2 separate regions of the Homo sapiens genome follow, and region 2 is linked to region 1. The links are chromatin contacts, found by Hi-C or POLR2A ChIA-PET in ENCODE. All regions are on one chromosome and are shown on one strand. The core of a region is the stretch at or near the end of the contact, and the rest is flanking DNA. Distances in the headings are between cores, read along the strand shown.

Region 1 (4,745 bases), core at 869-3,368:
ACTTTTCCCTCTAAAAACAAAGATAAGAAAACCAATTACAGAATCAGGGGCAGAGGGTCTTAGGAAGGCAGACACAAAATTCTCCTAAACTAGATCATTACTATTTTAAAGCTCTCTTTAGTAAAAGTCTAACTAAATAAGAATTATTTCATCGTGTGCAACATTAATGCTCCAGATGCAGATTGGTAACTAAGGTTGTCCCTAGTTTTTCTAAAAATCAGATGTATAGATTAATAACACATCTGCACTACTGAATATGTATGAATGCTGTTTCACTTGACTGCACTTACATAAAGAAAATACAAACTCATTTTATGTCGGAATGCAGTCACTAAGTTGGAATCCTTTTGATGTGTATGGCTTTCTTTCAAACACGCGACTTTTTTTTTTTTTTTTTGCTTATTAACACTAATGTGTTTTACTGAGTTTCCCTGAGTGCATGTATTATAAAAATATCATGAATCCCCAAGGATTCATGACCACAATCGGTCACTGTGAGAAACAGCTGGTAATACTGGGTAACATCCCAGGGTAGAGAACTCAAAATCAGACCAGATAATAGAAAGAAAAGCACAGCTTTCACCTCACATTTGGGAACTGACAATTCTCCTTCCATTTCCTCTCTCAGTGTGGCTCTTGGGTGTTTGGTTAGCAGAAGGGGATAGGAAGATAATACGGTTTATTTATAGGCTCCCTTTTCCTTTCGGGGAAAAAAAAAATCACCCTTTCCTACTAAGAGTATGGCAGAGGAGGGATTTTTAGTGTAATGGAAAGGCAATAGACACGATAATCCGGAAGATCAGAAAGATGATCTGTCTCAGCCCTATCACATAGACAGCTGGGCAATTTAAGAATGTGTCTCACCTAAAACATGGGACCCAGGGCAGGAAATGAAGGTAGCACCAGGAAGTGCACTCTCTTACTTTCAGTGAAAACGTTCTTGCCTGTGAGGAGCTAATATTGAGTGACACTCTATTACACCCCTAAATGGCGCTACACGCTGCGGCCACTCTGTTGACTGTTCATGTTAACACTCACACAGGTGTCACAGCAAACAACCATCAATGCTACTTCTAAAGTCGCCCGGTTCCATGAGGAAAAGACCACATGCTTTGTACCACCCAGGCCCAGGCCGTTCATAGGTAGGGGCTTAGCTGACGCCTTTTGAGATACTATGTTTCTCTGCGTCCTGGAAGTTAAGCTAGGGTTGTTTTCCTTTATATACTCCGATTTTTAAAAAAAATTTCTCTGCACTACCTCTTTACCACTGTGGATCTAAACCTTATAATCTAAACCACACCCTCAGCAATCGGAACAGAACGGAAGTTCCCACTCCAGGAAATCTTGAGAAGGTTTGGGAGGGTCAGGAGTGGCACGGGAAAGGAAAAGTCTGGTCAAAATCAAGTCTGTTTAAGTCCGTCGAACCTACTTCCAGGCCATTTGGTTTTCCGTCTCCTGCCCTGCTGGTCTTTCAGGCCACTCGGCCGGCGCCGAGGTGATTTAACACCTGCCGCCGCAGGCCCCGCCTCCGGACTGCGGGTCCGGATCCCTCTCCTAGGAAAGCGCAAAGGCTGCCTTCACAGTCACCACTTTGGAGACGTTGCCTCCGCGCCCTTCCTAACTTTGGAAGCTAAAAATGAGGGGGGGTGGAGGAGAGAGAAGGCCGTGCGGAAAAAGAGCAAGGTTGTCCCCCCTTCCCAGGGCCGCCCCCTGGCCGAGTCGCCGGCAGCCGCCTCCAGCTCCAGCCCGTCCTCCTACAGCCGCGGACCCCGTGCCCAGGGCGCTCCGCGGAGGTGGGATGCGAGCGGCCTCCGGAACCAGCCTCGACCAAGGCAGCGCCCGCGACCGCCGCTCCTTCGCGGGATCGGGCCTGGCTGCCCCGTGAAGGAGCCCATGGGGGCCTCCGCCTCCCCGCGGCCGGCCCCGCCTCCAGCCCGCAGCTCCCCGGCCGCCGTCGGAGCCCTTACCCGCAGAACGTGGTAGCCCTCGGTGCCCCCGCCCGGGATCTCGACGCTTTGCGAGGAGCCCATGGCGGCGGGCGATCGGTGTGGCCGAGCCGGGCTCCGCGCTGCTCCCGCCCCCAGCGCACCGCCTGCTCTAATCCTCCGCGTAGCACTTGGGACGTGGCACTCGCTGCCGCCGGAGAGCCGGGCCGCACAGCCCGCCGGGAGATCGTCTCTGCTGCAGCCCGGGCCGCTGCGACGCCGCAGACAGCGCCACCTGCCGCGAGCCACTGGAAGGGGCCCGAGCGCTCGCGGGCCGGGAGGGCGGAGAGGGAGGGCCGGAGGAGGACTGGGAGGCACCGCGTCGTGCTCGCGAGAGAACAGAAATGCGCTTCCCCCAGCTTTGGCGCCTTGCTACGGGGCCCTGGATTGGACTAGATTTATGCAGACGCGTTCCCGCTCGCCTGAAAGAACACATACTTGGTTGCAGGTCCCCCTGGTGGCCAGAGGCGGGGAAAGGGCTGCTGATGAACAGGAGCGAACTCAACACACACCAAGCTCTCTGTTCTCCGGGTGTGTAGGTATTTTCCCAAACTGTACAGCTGAGGGGAATAGTGGCCTCCTGTGGGCTGCCTAGCATCTGCTCAGCTAAATTTTATAAAAGGAAACGCTCCCTTTATAAAACAGTAGTCTCACAGAGTCACCTACCAACTTCTTTTTTGGTTTGGGTTTGTTTTTTTTTCTTCCTCCCTAATTGTGAGAATAAGATTAGAGGATTGGTCATAATCAGAGCGATGCCAGCGTGGGAAGCACGGTTGGATTTCCCTGGCATTCCACCACCTGCTGCTGCTCGGTTCCCCGTCCTACCTCCTTCAGGTAGCCAGGTCGTATTCATGCTTATTCCGTTGTCGTATTCCGTTGCTGCTTTTGCCCCTTACGTGTACTCCCTCTGAAACCCCTAGTTGCTTTGTGGTCAGTTGGACTGATGTTGCGTCAACCAGGTATTATGTGGATTCCTATGTGATGCAATGTAAAGTACGTGCTATCGCCCATGAAGTATTCTAGCCCAAGGTGGTTAACTTGCCTCTATGGCATCTTGAGTTTGATGTTTACAGGAAGTAAGGGGAATTGAGGAGCAAGTAAAATGACACCACAGGGAACCAGGCAAATACAGGAAGTGGGCCTTCCTTCAGGACAGCTGGCCAGTTCTCTTTGTCGAGTCAGAGTCCTATGAAAGGGCCTATGCCAGATTAAAAGGAACCCGAAGAATATAACCAAGAGACACATTGCAAGGGCTTGAGTTGGGGGCCAACTTGGAGAAATAAGCGTAAAGGACATTTTTGGTTCATTTGGAGAAATTTGAATATGTACTGAGTATTAGAAGAGTAGTTATTCACATGGAAACGTGGAAATTATTGTCTTTTTTAAAAGCTGGTTACAAGACGGGATGTGTCTGTAGACAAAATGAAAAACATGTCCTCAAAATACAGATTAATATGTATGTATGCATATGAAGATGTGGGAGGAGAATATGAACCAAGGGTTACAGTGGTGATCTCTGGGTGGTGACAGAGATATTTTATTTTTTGTTTTGGCTGGTTCCATATTCTATGATGCTCATGAAGTGCTTTTGTAATAAGAAAATATTATTTAAAATTTAAAAATAATTTTCTTTGCTATCGGTAAGTGAATAGCAGATTTTTAGGAGGCCTAATAAATCCATAAATCCATAAATGAAATCTCCAGTTATTAGGCTCCTCAAGGACAGGGTCTGCAGTGGAGTTGGCTCTATGTTCTTGATATTTACCAGAATGCCTAGCAGCTAATTCAACAAATTAATACATTTAATGCAAGAGAATAAATGGAAGAACTAGATCTAATTATAATGTTCTCATTCTGCTTGGCAATTATAACCCTCTTTATGATGGAAGCTGCTGCCATGTTCAGTGGTCAAAATTTTTGGACCAGTTGTCTCCCATATGTCTGATGGCAGCCGCGGCCTATAGAACCCAGGCTGTGGATCGTTGGTGGTCCATGGGCAAGTCCAGCCCTTCCTTAGAGCTGTAGTGTATGTTTCAGCCTCATGAGTGGCTGCTTGTTATTCTCCACACAAGCCATTTACTTTCTTACCTTCTTGATTTTATTCATGCTATTCTCTACTTCTGGAATGCCCTTCCTTACATTTTCCACTTAAAAAATCCTAACTTTGAAAAAATCCTAATCCTTTAAGTCCCATCTCAAATGTTACTTATTTATCCTTAAGGTCAGTGTGACTCTCTCCTTGCCATGAAACAGTTCCTTCATTTCTATGACATCATCGTCATCATCACAGGCCTGTCTTCCACCATTCGTGGTCCATTCATTCAGAGCAAGGATCATATTTTTTTTTTCCTTCCTTCCTTCCTTCCTTCCTTTCTCTCTCTTTTCTTCTTTCTTTCTTTCTCTCTTTCTTTCTCTCTCTCTCTCTCTCTTTCTTTCTTTCTTTCTTTCTTTTCTTTCTCTCTTTCTCTTTCCCTCATTCCCTCGCTCCCTCCCTTCCTTCCTTCTTTTTTTTCCTTTCTTTCTTGTGAAATGGGTCTCACTCTGTCTCCCAGGCTGCAGTGCAGGGGTGTGATCACAGCTCACTGCAGCCTCCACCTCCTGGGCTCAAAATCATCCCTACCTCAGCCTCCCGAGTAGCTAAGACTACAGGCACGCACTACCACACCCAGCTAATTTTTTTGATTTTTTGCAGAGACGACGTCTCATTATGCTGCCAGGCTTGTTTCGAACTCCTGGGCTCACATGATTCTCCCACCTCAG
Region 2 (4,745 bases), core at 709-3,208, 2.4 Mb before region 1:
CTACTAAATATAAAGGTTAGGTGTATGTGTAGGGGGGTGGCTCACACCTGTAATCTCAGCGCTTTGGGAAGCCAAGGTGGGAGGATCACTTGAGCCCACGAGTTCGAGACCAGCGTGGGGAATATGGTGAAACCCCGTCTCTACTAAAAACACAAAAATCAGCCGGATGTGGCGGTGCGTACATGTAATCCCAGTTACTTGGGAGGCTGAGGTGGGAAGACTGCTTGAGCCCGGTAGGCTGCAGTGAGCCGTGACTGTGCCACTGCACTCCAGCCTGGGACACAATGAATGTTGGGAGCTGAAAAGGATCTCAGATCCCATTTTCCAGATGAGGATATTCAAGGCCCCAGGAAGGTGTAATAGACTGCAAGATCACAGGGGCAGGAAGGAGAACTCAAGTCTGCCATCTTCTTAAGCAGCAGTGTTCATCGCATTACTGCAGGAATTACCACCCTTTACTCATCAATCTACCTGCAAGCAGTCAGAGGCCCCAGACAGCCTCAAAGGCGGCATTCTATTGGAAGCTGTCCGAGAAATACAGGCTGAGCTTTAACAAGTCAGCACAAGCCAAGAGTTATTTACCAGGCAAACGTATCTTTGGAGGAAAAGCCACAAAAAAGCAGCAAGGCAAATAGTCAAGACGGAGATGAACTTCTTTGGCAGGTAAGTAATAACTAATACCATTTATAGTAGGCGTTTTTCGTGCCAGGCACTATGTTAAGTACACTTTCACGTCAGGTTTAATTCTTTGCAACAAAGGTGCTATCGTTATTCTCACTTAGCCAATGAGGAAACTGAGGCTCAGGAAAGCGAAATGGATTACTCAAGTCCCATGGTGGCTCAGATTTGAACTCAGGCATGTCAGGTTCCAAGACCAGCTACACATGGTTTTCTTCATCCGGAAAGCCAATGCCCAGCTCCACCGGGGCGGCGACTCAGCTCTGAAACCACGCCCCATCGCACCCACCCCCGCGAGGGTCCCTAACCCCTGATATTTATTTTAAACATGTCATTGTCTTCCGTTTCACCCAACCCCCACTCTTCTACCCTCTCCAGGAGCCCGACCCTACGTTCTGGCTTCCGTTAGAGCAAAAAGTAACGTTCCACTCAGAGCAACGTCCTGCAGCTAAGAGTAAGGCTGGGGGGTGGGGGGTGGGGGGTTGGGGGTTGGGGTGGAGGAAGTAGGAAACGAGCAAATGGTCGGCGAACGCTTTGACCCACCAAGCCCTTTAAATGCACTTAACCACCGCCCGGGACTACGGTCGCTTCACACTGCGTGCGCAGCCCAAGTTCTAGGAGACCGGTTCGCAAGACCTTAAACCTCAGACGCGCTGGCCCTCAGCGGTTAGAAGCGGACGCGTCTCTTGCCGGGCGGGGTGCGCGCCCAAGGGCCACCCACTGAGCGCGGGTATAGACGCGGCGAGCCACGCACTGGCTCCGAGTTGTGTGCGGGAAAGGGCTGGGCCGCTGCGGGACAACCTCCCAGGGGGCAGGCAGGCTGGCTCTGCCTGGCAGGCAAAATCGGGACCGGCCAGCGCTCCCGGCCGCTGTCCGGCCTTTGGCGGACGCACGTGCCTAGGGCTTTCCAGCGCTGCTAGCCATCCTGCAAACGACTCAAGTCTCCACGCCGCCCGCACTTCGGGTGCGCACGCCACGCAGGAACGTCCCCATGGCCCTCAGTTATCCCAGGTGCACAAAATCAGGGGCTTGCCCAAGCGGGCAACGCCTAGGCAGGCCACCAGTTAAGGCAGCGCTAGGCTGCGGAGTTGGAGAGGGTCGGCCCGCGCCCGCCTGCGTCCAGCACCCACCGCGCCCGCCCCTCGGGTTCGCCCGCCCAGCCCTCACCGGCACGCGGCGAGCGTCCATGCTGGTGGCGGGTGCCCAGATCGGCGCTTGGAGCGGGGAGAGCGGAGCAGCCGCGCGGTCAGCGGTCCCACAGCAGGAGGAGCAGCAGCAGCGCGGCTGGCAGGCTGGGCGCGCCGACCCGGGCCCGGAGGGGCGGGGCTCGGGCTGTCTTTCCCGCGTTGGGACACAGGTCCTGCAAGCTGTGGTAACGGCCAGACATGGCGCAAGACTAGGTGGCCCCCTGGAAAAAACACGACCCCCCTATATATTCTGACCTCAAAGGATAGCCTTGGGCACTCCTAAAATCCCCTTTGAGAAAGGGGGGCTTTAGGGGCTACGGGGACCACTCTCCTTGTGCAGCTGCGCGGTCCTGAGCGAGTGGCGCGAAAATGGTTCGTATTGCCCCGGGGTTAGCTGTCTGATTTGCAAGAATTTTCGTGGTGGCGGAGGAAAAGTGGAGTCTGGGGGGTAAAGGAGAGCAGCGTGAGGGTGGCGCGGGTCACGCACCATGGCGTTTAGCACTTTCATTGCTGCGTGCGGTTTACAAGATTTAAAAAATCATAGAATCCAGCACGAACTCCACCCTTCATAATCGAGTTCACCGCCCCTGGATGTAGCACCTCTTATCTGGGAACCACACCATTATCTGAAGCAATAAAATGAGTTAAATCCTGATCTTTCTTTCCAAAAAGCACAGGAAGCCGACTTGTTTACTTGTGGTTTTCAAAGTAGAAGAAAAGCCGCAGCAGCTTGATGAAGACGTCTATAGTATAGTTAACCTTTAACGATTATCTGTTGGGGATTGAAACTAAAGATTGAACAATTGTGGCTTGATGATCTTCTCTGTCTTCAGAATTGAGAACTACCCTGAGTCAGTGCGAACGAGAAAACTTTTCATTGCCCTTTTAACCAAACTTGGCATTACAACGAAAAAATGAAATAAAGCGAGGCTTTTTGTGTGCGTGAAGAGCAAAACTTGCTTCTACAAGAAAAAGTAAATTTAGTTTCTTTAGAAGACACTAATTATACTCTTAACATTTAAAACAAGCGCTTGAAATGAAAACATTCGCATTTCCCCCTCATTTCAAAACTTTTCTCTGGGGAATAATTAATTCCTTTGCAGTAAGAGAGTGCATGGACATACTGTGTTCCTCTCTTGGTGTACTGAATACAAAAACTGTGAGCAAGTAAATAATGCCCGAGGACAATGGATTGGAAGGAGTCTTCCAGCCTTTCTTAAATATACCTACCCAGTAATCACTCTGCCACTGTGCAAGGGACAAAGAGCTCAAGGTCTAGAAGGTGAGTGCCAGGAGGAGAGGCTATCGGTGGGTGGTGAAATTACGGAATTACAGGGCCCTCAGTAAGTATTTGTTGAATGAATAAACATTTGGGAATATAATTTTGTGCCACTAAAGCTAAATATATGAAAATTTGGAATTACTAGATCCATGAAGCAGGGGAAGATTAAGTCACTTTGCCTGTGAAAGGTTCTGATAGGGAAATTTTTAGTCTTCCTGGGAGCACAAGAAAATAATTTGGTGTATGTGTTTTTTAAGGATAAGATCTCTGGTCTATTCGTCTTTTTAGTAATCAGGAAAATGCAAATTAAAACAAGTGTCACTGGAAAGGGGTCCCGATCTAGACCCCAAGAGAGGGTTCTTGGATCTTGCACAAGAAAGAATTCAGGGCAAGTCCGTAAAGTGAAAAAGCAAGTTTATTAAGAAAGTAAAGGAATAAAAGAATGGCTACACCGTAGATAGAGCAGCCCGAGGGCTGCTGGTTGCCCATTTTTATGGTTATTTCTTGATTGTATGCTAAACAAGGGGTGGATTATTCATGGCTCCCCTTTTTAGGCCATATAGGGTAGCTTCCTGATGTTGCCATGGCATTTGTAAACTGTCATGGCGCTGGTGGGAGTGTAGCAGTGAAGACAACCAGAGGTCACTCTCCTCGCCATCTTGGTTTTGGCTGGCTTCTTTACTGCAGCCTGTTTTATCAGCAAGGTCTTTATGACCTGTGTCGTGTGCTGACCTCCTACCTCTTCCTGTAACATAGAATGCCTTAACCTCCTGGGAATGCAGCCCAGCAGGTCTCAAGGCTTATTTTGCCCAGCTCCTATTCAAGATGGAGTTGCTGTAGTTCAAATGCCTCTGACACAGGAGATACAATTTCACTCAGACTGGCAAAATTTAAAGCGCCTGATAAGACCAGATATTGTTAAGAATATGAGAAACTCCCACAATGATGTTAGTAGTGTAAATTTTTAACTTTGCAGAGCAATTTGGGAATAGAGGCGTACCTCATTTTATTGCACTATGCTTAAAATTAAAGGTTTGTGGCAACCCTAAGTATAGCAAGCTTATCAGTGCCATTTTTCCAAAAGCGCATGTTCATTTAGTGTCTCTGTGTAACGTTTTGGTAATTCTTGCAATATTTCACCTTTTTCATTATTTTTATATCCATAATGGTGATCTGCAATCTGATCTTTGCTATTACTGTTGTAATAATTTTGGAGAGTCACAAATTGTACCCATATAAGATGGCAGACTTCATCAATAAATGTTGTATGTGTTCTGATTGCTCCACTGACCAACCATCCTGTCTCTCTATCCTCATGCCCCCCTATTCACTGAGATAGAACAATATTGAAATTAGGCCAGTTAATAACTCCACAATGGTCTCTGAGTATTGAAATGAAAAGAAGAGTCACATATCTCTCACTTTAAATCAAAAGCTAGAAATGATTACACTTAGTGAGGAAGGCATGTTGAAAGCCGAGATAAGAAGAAAGCTAGACGTCTTGTGCCAAACAACCAAGTTGTGAATGCAAAGGAAAAGTTCCTGAAGGAAATTAAAAGTGCTACTCCAAAGAACACACGAACGATAAGAAAGCAAAA

The links. A loop is a pair of places that touch in the nucleus more often than their neighbours do. ChIA-PET counts read pairs that join two places held with the same protein, here RNA polymerase II (POLR2A). Pooled maps may share reads with other maps.
Region 2: a map of OCI-LY7 shows a loop between it and region 1 (15-fold over the local background). The contact joins the promoter of CDCA7 here to the promoter of GORASP2 in region 1. A Hi-C loop is called at or near these places in 1 of 168 maps with a recorded cell type or tissue (OCI-LY7), 1 of 37 single-sample maps with no recorded cell type and 5 of 50 pooled maps. POLR2A ChIA-PET finds 5 or more read pairs at or near these places in 1 of 52 experiments (OCI-LY7).

What each region holds. Positions count from the first base shown.
Region 1 is chr2:170,926,626-170,931,370 of GRCh38, reverse strand. GORASP2 (golgi reassembly stacking protein 2) reads right to left here and starts at 2,118. Exons shown (of 10, transcript NM_015530.5): 1 at 1,968-2,118. The coding sequence starts at 2,030. RefSeq lists a silencer at 1,640-2,339.
Region 2 is chr2:173,352,085-173,356,829 of GRCh38, reverse strand. It overlaps CDCA7 (cell division cycle associated 7), which reads right to left and starts at 1,958. Exons shown (of 10, transcript NM_031942.5): 1 at 1,846-1,958. The coding sequence starts at 1,866. RefSeq lists a silencer at 1,747-2,016 and enhancers at 2,567-2,656, 1,959-2,914.